3 separate regions of the Homo sapiens genome follow, and all the other regions are linked to region 1. A link is a contact called in ENCODE Hi-C or POLR2A ChIA-PET data. All regions are on one chromosome and are shown on one strand. The core of a region is the stretch at or near the end of the contact, and the rest is flanking DNA. Distances in the headings are between cores, read along the strand shown. Region 1 has its middle 190 kb from the start of MIR4290HG. Region 2 holds the start of SYK (spleen associated tyrosine kinase). Region 3 has its middle 25 kb from the start of GADD45G.

Evidence for each region. Hi-C counts contacts between places; a loop is a spot of excess contacts on that map. ChIA-PET counts read pairs that join two places held with the same protein, here RNA polymerase II (POLR2A). Pooled maps may share reads with other maps.
Region 2: a loop to region 1 is called in a pooled map, with 4 times the contacts of the local background. The contact joins the promoter of SYK here to the enhancer-like site in region 1. A Hi-C loop is called at or near these places in 2 of 50 pooled maps. POLR2A ChIA-PET finds 5 or more read pairs at or near these places in 3 of 52 experiments (GM10248, Panc1 and activated CD4-positive, alpha-beta T cell).
Region 3: a loop to region 1 is called in a pooled map, with 8 times the contacts of the local background. The contact joins two enhancer-like sites. A Hi-C loop is called at or near these places in 1 of 168 maps with a recorded cell type or tissue (mammary epithelial cell) and 9 of 50 pooled maps. POLR2A ChIA-PET finds 5 or more read pairs at or near these places in 1 of 52 experiments (activated T-cell).

What each region holds. Positions count from the first base shown.
Region 1 is chr9:90,225,919-90,230,036 of GRCh38, forward strand. No RefSeq gene overlaps it. Among named protein-coding and RNA genes, the nearest start is that of MIR4290HG, 190 kb to the left of the region's middle. Within about 2 kb of position 1,298, at least 4 of the 41 ENCODE cell types and tissues checked have a DNase peak (open chromatin) inside an H3K27ac peak, as active enhancers do.
Region 2 is chr9:90,800,168-90,804,416 of GRCh38, forward strand. It overlaps SYK (spleen associated tyrosine kinase), which reads left to right and starts at 1,652. Exons shown (of 14, transcript NM_003177.7): 1 at 1,652-1,726. RefSeq lists silencers at 1,401-1,610, 1,631-1,790.
Region 3 is chr9:89,577,409-89,581,621 of GRCh38, forward strand. No RefSeq gene overlaps it. Among named protein-coding and RNA genes, the nearest start is that of GADD45G, 25 kb to the right of the region's middle. Within about 2 kb of position 2,857, at least 3 of the 41 ENCODE cell types and tissues checked have a DNase peak (open chromatin) inside an H3K27ac peak, as active enhancers do.

The sequences.
Region 1 (4,118 bases), core at 48-2,547:
GAAGGCAGGTGAGAGAATTCTTAGGAGCTGTGGGGTTTTGTAGACTGTGGATCCCAAACTTTGCAGTATTAGCCAAGCCTTTGTATGAGGGCACAAAGGGGGCGGGCACCGGAAACCTTTGGAATGGGGATCCCAACAACAGGAAGTCTTTCATGAGTTAAAGGAAAAACTTCTGGCAGCCCCAGCCCTGGGGCTACCCGATCTGACAAAGCCTTTTCCATTGTATGCATCAGAGAGAGAAAAGATGGCAGCTGGACTTTTAACCCAAACTGTGGGGCCCTGGCTGAGGCCGGTGGCCTACCTCTCTAAACAACTAGACGGGGTTTCTAAAGGATGGTCCCCCTGTTTGAGGGCCTTGGCAGCAACTGCCCTGCTAGAACAAGAAGCAAATAAGCTGACTCTTGGGCAAAACCTGAACATAAAGGCCCCCCATGCTGTGGTGACTTTAATGAATACTAAAGGACATCATTCGCTAACGAATGCCAGACTCACCAAGCACCAAATTTTGCTCTGTGAAAATCCCTGTATAACCATTGAAGTTTGTAACACCCTACACCCCGCCACCTTGCTCCCGGTATCAGAGAGCCCTGTCGAGCCTGATTGTGTAGAAGTGTTGGACTCAGTTGACTCTAGCAGACCTGACCTCCGGGACCAGGCTTGGGCATCAGTAGACTGGGAACTATATGTGGATGGGAGCAGCTTCTTCAACCCCCAAGGAGAGAGAGATGCAGGGTATGCAGTGGTAACCCTGGACACTGTTGTTGAAGCCAGATTGTTGCCCCAGGCCACTTCAGCCCAGAAAGCTGAACTCATTGCTTTCATTCGGGCCTTAGAACTCAGTGAAGGTGAGACTGTAAACATTTACACTGATTCTCGGTATGTCTTTTTAACCCTTCAAGTGCATGGAGCGTGATAGAAAGAAAAGGGCCTGCCTATTGAACTCTGGGGGAAAACATAGAAAATATCAACAAGAATTCTTGCAATTATTAGAAGCAGTATGGGAACCCCACAAGGTGGCAGTCATGCATTGCAGAGGACACCAGCGAGCTTCCACCTTGCTGGGTTTGGGGAATTCCCGCGCTGACTCAGAGGCTCGAAAAGCAGCATCTGCCCCCTTCCGGGCATCAGTGCTCCCTCAAGCACCTGATCTTGGACCTACTTCTTCTAAAGAAGAAAAGGACTTTCTCCAGGTAGAGGGAAGGACAAGTGACGGAGGGAGGATGGATTCAGTTACCAGATGTGAGAGTAGCTGTGCCACAGTTGCTAGGAGCTGCAGTTGTACTGGCTGTGCAAGAAATCACCCATGTAGGTCAGGAGTCACTGGAAAAGTTGTTAGGCCGGTATTGCTACATCTCACATTTGTCAGCCCTTGCCAAAATGCTGAGGCAGCGGTGAGTTACCTGCCGAGAGCATAATGCGAGGCAAGGTCCAGCCGTTCCGCCCGGCATACAAGCTTATGGAGCAGTCCCCTTTGAAGATCTCCAGGTAGACCTCACAGAGATGCCAAAGTGTGGAGGTACCAAGTATTTACTAGTTCTTGGGCGTACCTACTCTGGGTGGGTGGAGGCCTATCCAACACAAACTGAGAAAGCTGGTGAAGTAAACCCTGTGCTCCTTCGAGATCTGATTCCTAGATTTCGACTGTCCTTACGGATCAGCTCAGATAACGGGCCTGCGTTTTTGGCTGCCTTGGTACAGAAGACGGCAAAGGTATTGGGGATCACACGGAAACTGCATGCCGCCTCCCAGCCTCAGAGTTCCGGAAAGGTGGAGCGGATGAATCGGAGTATCAAAAATAGTACTATTGTCTTCCCCGCTGGATATTTAAAACAACACCACAAGGGGCGTCAAACCACCTGCTAAATTTGAGGGAATGTTATCCTCTCCCCGCCTCCCCCGGCCCCGGATATTAGAGACAATAACACAGGGGTAATGTACACCCACTGCTTTATTGGGAGTAATATCATCCTCTCCCTTCTTGGATATTAGGAACAATATCACACTGTGCGTGTACACCTGTCGTGAAATTCAATGGAATGTCATCCTGTGTCTCCCTGGATATGATGAACAATATCACGGGGGATGTACAACTTCCGAGATATTGGGAGTGATATCATCCTCTCCCCTCTGGAAGTTAGGGACAATATCACAGGGGTAGTGTACAGCTTCTGGGATGTTGGGACTAATATCATCCTCCCGCCCACTGGATATTAAAAACCATATCACAAGGGACGTGTACACACACTTCGATATTGGTATTAATACCATCATCGTCTCCCTCTTTCGATATTCGGTGCCATATTTCAGGTGGGGTATACACCACCTGCAATATTGGAAGTAATATGATTTTCTCCCCCCTGGATACCAGAAACAATATCACAGGGGGGTGTCAACAACCCCTGCGATATTTGGAGGAATATCATCGTCTCCCCTCATGAATATTAAGAACAATATCGTAGGGGTGGGGGGTGTACACCCCCTTTCATATTTGATATCATCCTCTTCCCCCCTGGATATTAGGAACAATATCAGGATGTACAGACCCTGCGACCTTTGCTGTCATATAATTGTCTCTCCCCTAGATATTAGGAAAAATGTCACTGGGGATGTGAACAGCCTTGCGATATTGGGAGTAGTATCATCCTCTCCCCCCTTGCATATTGGGAACAACATCACAGGTGGGGTGTACTGCCTCTGCGATATTGGGAGTAAAATTTTCCTCTCTTCCCCTGGACATTAGGAAGGGTATCAGAGTGGGAGGGTGTACATTCCCTGCCATATTCAACGTAACCTTATCCTCTCCCTCCCAGGGTATTCAGAACAATAAGACAGGAGGGGTGTACACCCCCTGCGATATTGAGAGTCATATCATCCTCTTTCGCTCTGGATATTAGGAACAATATCACAGGGTTATGTACACCCCCTGCGGTACTGGGAGTAATATCATCCTCTCTCCCTGTGGATATTAGGAAGAGTATCACAGGGCTGTGTAAACCCCCTCCAGTACTGGGAGTAATATCATCCTCTCTCCCTCTGGATATTAGGAAGATTTTCACAGAGGTGTGTACACTCCCTGCGATATTGGGAGTAATATCATCCTCTCCAGCCAGGAAATGACTAACAAGGTCACAGGGGAGTGTACTCCCCTTGCGATATTGGGAGTAATGTTGTCCTCCCCAAACCTGGATGTTAGCAACAAGATCACAGAGGGGGTGTACACACCCTGCGACATTGGAAGTAATATGATCCTCTCCCCACCTGGATATTGGGAAAGATATCAAAGCGCGGGTATACATTTACTAAGCTGTTGGGAGTAATATCATTCTTTTCCTTTCTGGATATGATGAAGAATATCACAGGGGTGCTGTACAATTACTTCGATATTGGGAGTAATATCATCCTCTATTTTCCTGGATATTGGGCACAAAAGCACAAAAGGGTGTACAACCCCTGCGATATTGGGAGTAATAGCATACTCTCCTTCCCTGGATGTTAGAAAACAATATCATCAGGGCTGAACACCCCCCGCGATAATGGGAGTCATATTTACTCTTTCACAGGCCATTTGGAACAATATCACAGGGGATGTTTACAAACAGGGGTGGTGTACACCCCCTGTGATATTGGGAGTAACATCATTCTCTCCACCTCCGGATATTAAGAACAATATCCCGGTGGGAGGTGGTACACCCCCAGTGATATTGGGCATAATGTCATCCTCTCCTTCCCTGGATATTAGGAACAATATCACAGGGGCTGTACACCTTCTGTGATATTGGAAGCAATATCATCCTCTTCCCCGCTGGATATTAGAAAAAATATCACTCATGGTGTACACCCACTGTGATATTAGGAAGAATATTACAGGGTGTACATCCACTCTGACTTTAGGAGAAATAGCTCCCTAAAATGTCACGAATAATATCACAAGGTATACAGTAATATCTCCCTAGGATATGACAAATACTATCACAGGGTGTACACCCACTGTGATAACAGGAGTAATACATCCCAAGGATACTACCTATAATATCACAAGGCCGTGCACCCACTATGACACAGGGAGTGATATCTCCCTAGGATATTATGAATAACATCACAGAATGTACACCCATGGT
Region 2 (4,249 bases), core at 402-2,901, 570 kb after region 1:
GAATTTCCCCCTCATTTCCATCAGGTGAAAGCCTGAGAAAACTGCAATCTTTGTGCAGGCTGGGTTTGCTTTGTACACACTGGTCCCCTAGTGTTCATCTCCAATAATGCTGACAACTCTGAAAACCATCTGTAGACATTCTGCAGGCTCCATCTCAGGAACAATGGCTATTTTTTCGGGTAGTTGAAGCAAAATTAAGTCCAATGATAAGCAAATATAACCATTATCAAAATCTTCCATTTATGTTTGTTAAAGCAACCTAAGTATGATCTGAGAAGGACTCTGTATTCTATATTTGAGTCCTTGTGGATGAACTGTAACCTAGCTTAATAGGCAGACAAGATTGAAAACCTAATTTAGGAGTATGTGCCTTTAACAATAGCTGAGTCTTGGCCAATCCCAGTGGCCATACTTCAACCATTCATACACTGCTGAGTGTTCAAACTGTGTTCAAAGAAGGCAAAAGCCAACCTGTAACCAATCCAGTTGTTTCTCTGCCTTACCTCCAATTTCTGTATGTCACTTCCCTTTTTTTGTCTATAAATATGTTCTGACCATGAGGCATCCCTGGAGTCTCTGAATCCGCTGTGATTCTGGAAGCTGCCCCATTCGCAAATCATTCATTACTCAATTAAACTGCTTTAAATTTAATTCTGCTGAAGTTTTCTTTTAACAGGTTTAGAAAAAATAATGGCAAAAATGAATGAAAATCCAATAACCCTGGAAGCAGAAAAGGCTGGGGGCTCCAATAAGTGTAAATAGTCCCATCCCTATATTTTCTCCATGGCAATTACAATCCAGCACATTATATATATATTTTTTTGCTTCTCGCATTTTGGCTTAGGGTAAAGCTTTTTAAAACAGGCACTGCCAACCAGTGTTATCAAGAAGGTCTGGATGCCGTTTTGTGGGAACATTTTAAAGAGGAATGTCCAAAAGGAAAAGGGGGATGGGTTGGGAGAAGGGTATCAGGCGGGTATCTCAAAACCATTCTTAGGGCTATAGGTTTAATTTATTTGGTTGTGGACGTCAGAGCCGTCATGGTAAGAAGGAAGCAAAGCCTTTTGTAATAATTAAAGCCTTCAGAAGCAGCGTGCCCCATTGCCCACTAGTGCGCCGTGAAGTCTGGTGTTCACCTACAGGGTCCCTCTCAGCACTGCCCAGGCCTCCCGAGTGCTCCAGCACAGTAGCTTGGAGCTTGTTGGTTTGGTGACCAAGATACACTCCAGGGAATATGCCATGCAGTGGAGTCTCTTCCCCGGCACTGCATAGCAAAAGGAAAGGGCCGCTGGGTGTCTGTGGGTCCTGGGCAGTCACAGAAGCCACCGCGCTGGCGGGGAGGAGGGGGACCGATGCGGTCCATGTCCCGGGCAGCCCCACCTTCTCTGCCTGCGAAGGGCCCTTGTCCGGCGGGAGGAGAGAGGCGCGCCCCACCCGGGCTCCTCTACACCTGCCGCCGCCTGGGCCGATTCCGCGGGCCTCGCCCGGCGCTTCAGCCGATTCCCGCCCAGCTCCGGGCTCATGGGCGCGGTCAGCAGGGCGGGCCAGGGCGGCGGGGCGCGACACTGGGAGGAAGTGCGGGCCGCCTGCCCGGGCGCGTTAAGGAAGTTGCCCAAAATGAGGAAGAGCCGCGGGCCCGGCGGCTGAGGCCACCCCGGCGGCGGCTGGAGAGCGAGGAGGAGCGGGTGGCCCCGCGCTGCGCCCGCCCTCGCCTCACCTGGCGCAGGTAGGTGTGGCCGCGTCCCCTACCCGGCCGGGACTTTCTGGTAAGGAGAGGAGGTTACGGGGAACGACGCGCTGCTTTCATGCCCTTTCTTGTTCTACCTTCATCGGCCGAGGTAAAAGTGCTGAAACCATGTGAATAAAATACAGGTGGGTTCCGCCAGCTTCGCTCCTGAACCTACCCGCGCTCGGGATCCAGAAGCTGCGCCGGGAGAGAGGGGCTCAGGCCTGGGCGGAGGGGACGGAGGTCAGACCGTGCGGAAAGTGACCCGGGCACCCCAGGGCGCCCAGGCCCCCAGGGAGCGCGGAAAGTGCGGTCGCGGCCCGGCCCTCGGGAGACGCGGGATTGGGATCAGGCACAGCGCGAGGAAGTCGATCTTGGAGCTAGAACATTTTCCTTTGGCCATTTACACGAATCCACTGGAAAATGCCGCAGTGTTTATCAAAGTTACTCAAAGTAGAAATGTCCAGACGTCTTATGAGCTTAGACAAATCTTTTACTACAAAAAGAAACAGCAGTTGCATTCAAACAACAACCCTTCTGAACCACTACTAAAATTTAGCATAATTACTCTTGTGGATACATTTTCATTGTCAAGTAATTTACTTAGCCAATGAACTTGGAGAGCAAGAAAGTTTTATGTAGTAAAATGTAAATTTGAGTTAAGAGTTAAGGGTGTTTCTTTTTGTCTGTTTGTCTGTTTTTGGCAATGTGGCTCCAAAACCTTAAGCCCACCTAAAAACTATATAAATGCAATCCATTCTTTTGTTGGAATGTTCAAGGACTAGAAAGACAATTGGAGAAGTGAGAGTTTGAATCTTTTTTTACGTTGGAAACAGTGTTGCAAAATATTTTTTGAGTTTTGCCTGACTTAGCAAAGATTCAGTCGAACTCAAGTAGAGTTCAAAGCATTGCAGCGTGTAGTAAAAAAAAAAAAGAGTTGAAGATGTTGTGCCATATCTGATTCTTGGTATTAAAAATAAAAAAAGGAACCATTTAATCCCTAAGAGTTCCTGGAAGAAATGGAATTGATTCTACCATCTGACTTCTTTGTCTTAGTAGGGACAAATTCATTGCCTTCACACAGGCAGCATTTTAATTAAATGCAACTAAATACATTGATGTCCTCCTTCTCCCCAGTGAAAGTCCGAGCAGTGCATAGATAGAATTATATTTTCTCAAAAAGGCTTAAATACATGTAAATTATTAAGTGTTTTAAGTGAGAAATCTTTGTCAGTTGAAATTATTTTATCAAATCATTTTTGTTCTGAACGGCACTTTTGTTTTAACGTATTTAGAAAACTCTTGCATTAAAACAGAAATTGATTTGTATTATCCCCTGTATTTGAAGTGCACTTTAAAGTGTATTTGAATGAGAGATTATAATCAAATTACTTGATTTGTGTCTTATCCTCTTACTCTTCTACCTTGGATTTGAAAAGGTTGGATTTGAACACTAGGAAAAAAGAGATTTTTCTACTGAGGGATTGTGGGAAGATTTTTTTTTAAGCCTCTGTATTTGAAGTGAAATATAAAATAGGATTTTATAATAGTCTTAATAACTAGAAAGTTTTAAGCTAGGATAAAAATGGGGTGTATACTTTAGGTCTTTATCTTTCCTGAGAGATGAAATTGGTAGAAACGTTATTTTATTGCTAGATTTCACTTTAGAAATGAATCACCCTGATCTTTGTTAGGCCCCTATTTAATATTCTAAATGCAGGTCTAATCTCTCTGCTTTTTTTTAATGGAAGACTTCTTAGTAGAACTTCACTTATTTAGCACATTGTTTGCCCATGGTTATAATCCAATATGCTTGTGCCAAGACGTATTTTGGAATTCAAGCTTTTTCAGAATTTGGAATTAAAATTTAGAATCTAAATTTCAGAACTGAGAAAGACATTGCTCAGAATTTAGAAAGGTAAACATACATGTTGACCCTGCTGGTTACATGCCATTCCAATATAGTCTGGAGAGAATCCTGTAATTCCATGCATTAATATTTCTGTACTTTTACATTTAAGAACATGAATATTCTCACTAAGTGGAATAAATAAAGACTATAAAGAGCTGTGTGTCTGTTTAGAGCAGGTGTTATCACTACGAGAGCTTCTCTAAGACTTACCAAAAAAAAAAAAAGTGTTGTTTTTCAGAGCTTTTTAGAGCTGCAGCTGAGGGACTGAGTCTGTATTAGACTCCACTGAACTACGGTTTGCTTTTAAAAGGAAAGTGCATTTATGTTGTTCAATACTTCACACTTTCCAGTAATTAGAAGGGCAGTTCCTCTCTCTTTAGGGAGTCTTAAATAGCAAGATTTTACTGAATTTTCAATCATACCGATCAAAATAGAGGTACTTCAAGTAAGAGTGGATGTCTCATCTTTGTAATATAATTTCAAACAGCATAGTTTCTGACAGTCTACCATTTTAGAGAAACAGAGCAGAAGTTACTTACAGGAGGGGTTACTGTCACCCTTTACAGCTGCAGTCTGTCCATGGAAGAAATATTATTTCCTGTTAACTTTGC
Region 3 (4,213 bases), core at 1,607-4,106, 650 kb before region 1:
CAGTGGCATTGCTGTGTCATGTGATGAATATATGTTTTAACTTTCTAAGAAACTGTTTTCCAAAAGGTTTTCTGAGGTGGCCACAGCATTTTATGCTCTCCCCTGCCATGTGTGAGAGTTCCAGTCTCTGCACGTCTTCACCAGCACTTGTCATTACCAGTCTTTTTAATTTTGGTGAGTGTGTAGTTACACTTTATTGTGTTTTGACTGCATTTCCCTAATGTCTAATGATGATAATAAACATCTGTTCATGTGCTTATCTGCCATCCGATATCTTCTTGGTGAACTGTCTGCTCAGATCTTTTGATTATTTTTTTAAATTACCTTGTTTATCTTCTCATTTTGCATTGTAACAGCTCTTATATATTCTAGATAAAAGTCTTTTCTATTATTTGCAAATATTTTCTCACAGTCTATAGCTTGCCTTTTCATTTAACAGTGTCTTTTGAAGAGCATATATTCTTAATTTTGATAAAGTTCAATTTATTAAATTTTTAATATATAGTTCTAGTTTTTTGGGTCCAGTTTAAGAAATCTTTGCCTAACCCCAGGTGACCAAGATTTTCTCTTATGTTTTCTTCTAGAAGTTTCATAGTTTAGCTTTCACATTAAGATCTATGACCCATTTCAAATTAGTCTTCTTCTACAGTGTGATGTAGGGGTTGCATTTCATTGTTTTGTTTTTGCATGGGACAAATTTGCATCCAGTTGTTTCAGTACCAGTTGTTGAAAAAATTATCATTTCTTCATTGAATTGCCTTGGCAACTTTGTCAAAATTTAATTGATTCTACATGAGTGGATCTATTTCTGAACTCACTATTCCATTCCATTGACCTACATGTTTTTTTTCAGTTAGACTAATGCCACAATGTCTTGATAACTGTTGATTTATAATAAATCTTGAAATGAGCAGTTAGTCTAAAAAACCTCATTCTCCTTTTTCAAAATTGTGTTGGCCACAAGCAAACAAAATTGTTTTAGATCCTTTGCATTCCATGTAAATATTATAATTAGCTTCTCAATTTCTGCAAAAAAGAAGAAACCTCCTGAGATTTTACTTGAGATTTCACCAAATCTCTAAATCAGTTTGGGGAGAATTGACATCATAGCAATATTGACTCATGAACATGGTATACCTCTCCATTTATTTAGACCTTCTTTAATTTTCCTCAGGATTGTTTTGTAGTTTGTGCATCTTTTGTTTAATTTATTCCTAAGTATTTCATATTCTTTGATGTCACTGTAAATGTTACAATGTCATGTAAATGTTGCTAATTTCCAATATTTTATTGTGTTTTGAACATTTCCACCTTTCAGTGTACTTCTAGTATATAGAAATCCAACAAATTTTTAAAAATTGAACTTGTATCCTACAATCTTGCCAAATTCACTTGTTAGTTCTAGTGGCTTTTTGTACATTCCTTAGATTTTTCCATGTAGATTATTATATCTGTGAATAAATCCAGTTTTATTTCTTCCTTTCCAATCATATGATTTTATTTTTCTCACAAGGACCTCTGTGGTTGGCAGAATAATGCCCCAGTGATGTCTACATCTGAATCCCCAGATCCTGAGAACATGTTACATGACAGGGCAAAGGGGAATTAAGGTTTCAGATAGACTTGTAGTTGTTAATTAACTGATTTTAAGAGATTATTCTGGAATATCCATGTGGGACCCAATGTAACCATGAAGATCCTTGTAAGTGGGAGGGGTTGGCAGAGAGGACATCAGCCTGATGGATGTGAGAAGGACTCGATCTGCTGTTGCTGGCTTTGAAGGTGGAGGGTTAGTCCATTCTCATTCTGCTAATAAGGACATACCCAAGACTGGGTAATTTATAAAGGAAAGAGATTGAATTGACTCACAGTTCAGCATGGCTGGGGAAGCCTCAGGAAACTTATAATCATGGCGGAAGGGGAAGCAAACACACACAAACCATGGGGAACTATGAATTACTATTGAGGAACAGCACATTCAACATGTCATAGCAATCAAATACAAAATTAGCCCGGCATGTTGGTGCATGCCTATAATCCTAGCTACTCGGGAAGCTGAGGCAGGAGAATCGCTTGAACCTGGGAGGCGGAGGTTGCAGTGAGCCAAGATCACCCTGTTGTCTGCTGTGCCATGGACGCCTTGGCTCAGAATGCAAGTGCCTGGGAGGGGAGATGTTCTAAACTGCTGTTCTGCATTCACAATGAGCAATATTTTGGAAAGAAGGATATTCCTGGGTTAGGATGAACCCAGGCACTGCCTTCAAAACAAATTTTTAAATTTAAACGTTTCACTCTTCCACCTCATTCTGCCAGGGCTGTTGATGGCAGCTGTGTGTGTGCATGTATGTGAGCAGATGTGTGTGGATATGTGTGTGTGCATGGGCACATGTGGACATGTGTGCATGGACATATGTATGCATGGATGTGTGTATGTATAAATGTGCATTGGCAGGTGTGTGTGTGTGACAGTGTGTGTATGTGTATGGGAGGACCTGGGCATAGAGGTGACTGTGTCTATGTGTGTGAGTTTGTCTTTGTAGGCGTTTCCAATCTCTTGGCCCCTGACCTGCTAGCAACTTCCCTCTTGTGTTCCGGTTCACCCTTATCCAGCTTCCACCTGATCAACTGCCATGTACAGATCCTCTACTCCTTCACTAGTTGCCCCTCTTATGGGAAACCCCACCCAAAATCTATCCACGTGACTATCTGCCTCCTGTATGTGAACACGGGCAGAGACTGCTGTTGGGCTAAAGAAGAACCCACAACCACAATGACTGATGCAACGGGAACTTCCGGACCCCCAGCCTCTAGCAGTAGAGCCCAGCAGTGCTGGCCACGTCTGCTTCGGGTCACAGAGGTGACATTTCCTTTTCAGAGAGCAAGCATCAAAGCCCTCGTCTATGGTGCACTGGGCGACTCTGCGTATCCATACCATCCGATCCTCCTGGTGCAGCAGAAGACATGCTTCTGCCCCACTTGGAGGCAACGCCTTCCCCTGTGCCCTGGCTGCCAACAAGGCCTACCTCTTGGGCCTTCCCAAGCCATCCTGCTACCTCCTCTCTTGATGGTGTTTGAGTAGCCATCTGCTGGCTGCTTCCGCCCATCTTGGAGACAAGTTCATGCTCATTACTGTCCTCGACCTCACACCAGAGTCCTGCCTCCCCTGAGTTTGCTGCTGCAGCCTTCTCTTTCACAACCAAACCTCTGGAATGAGCAGTCGTCACTTGCGCTCTCCACTTCCAAAATCAACTGAAGAAGAAGAAGGCTGCCCTCCACAAGGCAGGACCCACGGGAAGTGGAGCCTTGGCCAAGCACCTGACTGTCTCCTGGTCCAGCCTGGTCTTTTTAATCATCGAGGAAGAGACGCCTGGGATGGAGCTTCATTCCTTTTTTTGGTGGGAAGGTGACTTTCTGACTCCCTTGTGAGAGAGGAGGCTTCTATGTTACTGCAGCCACCAGGAAAACACTTTCTTCCTTTGAATTTAGGTGGCAGGATTTCTGAGAATGAAGGTCGCTCTTTGATTCTGTGTTTACGTGCATTGGATATTGGTGCATTGGGTGTTGGCTGGAAGCCTTCCCTGACTCTGCCTAAGCTCCCCCTAGTCATTTGTATTTTTCCTTCTTTGCACTTGTCATGACTGTTGTTCTACGGCTCCTTTTCTCCATGGCGCGTCTCACTCGGGGCTAGGTGTCTGACGGGCCCTACACAGTCAGCCCACCCACCAATGAAGGGCTGTCCAGGCTGCAGTGCTGGAGCTCCCTGCTGAGCTGCTGCACCAGGCCCCAAGGCCCCAGAGGATGCCCAATGTTTGCCAAATAAACATACAAATGTACTTATAAATACAACATCCCATTTCCTTAGAAACAAATTCCTAGGTTGAAGTAGATTATAGCAATTTTAGTAATTTGATCCATCTAGTCCTATAGCATAATCCAAAAAGTGGCCAGACTTTTGGATTTTGCCTTTTAAAAAATGTTTATATGCATTCATAGCTAAATAAAAAAGTTGTAAAACAAAATTGTGTGCTGTTTTGGAGTCAGAAACCATATTTTAATGATCTACTTCTGGAAAAGCTGGAAAATGGTTCATCTTCATCATTTCCCCTGCCTGCAACAAAGAAACACCATTTCTTCTCAATTAATCAATCAGCAGCACTTGCTGATCACATCCTATGTACAAGGCATTGAATTAGACTCTCTGGAGGTACAAAGA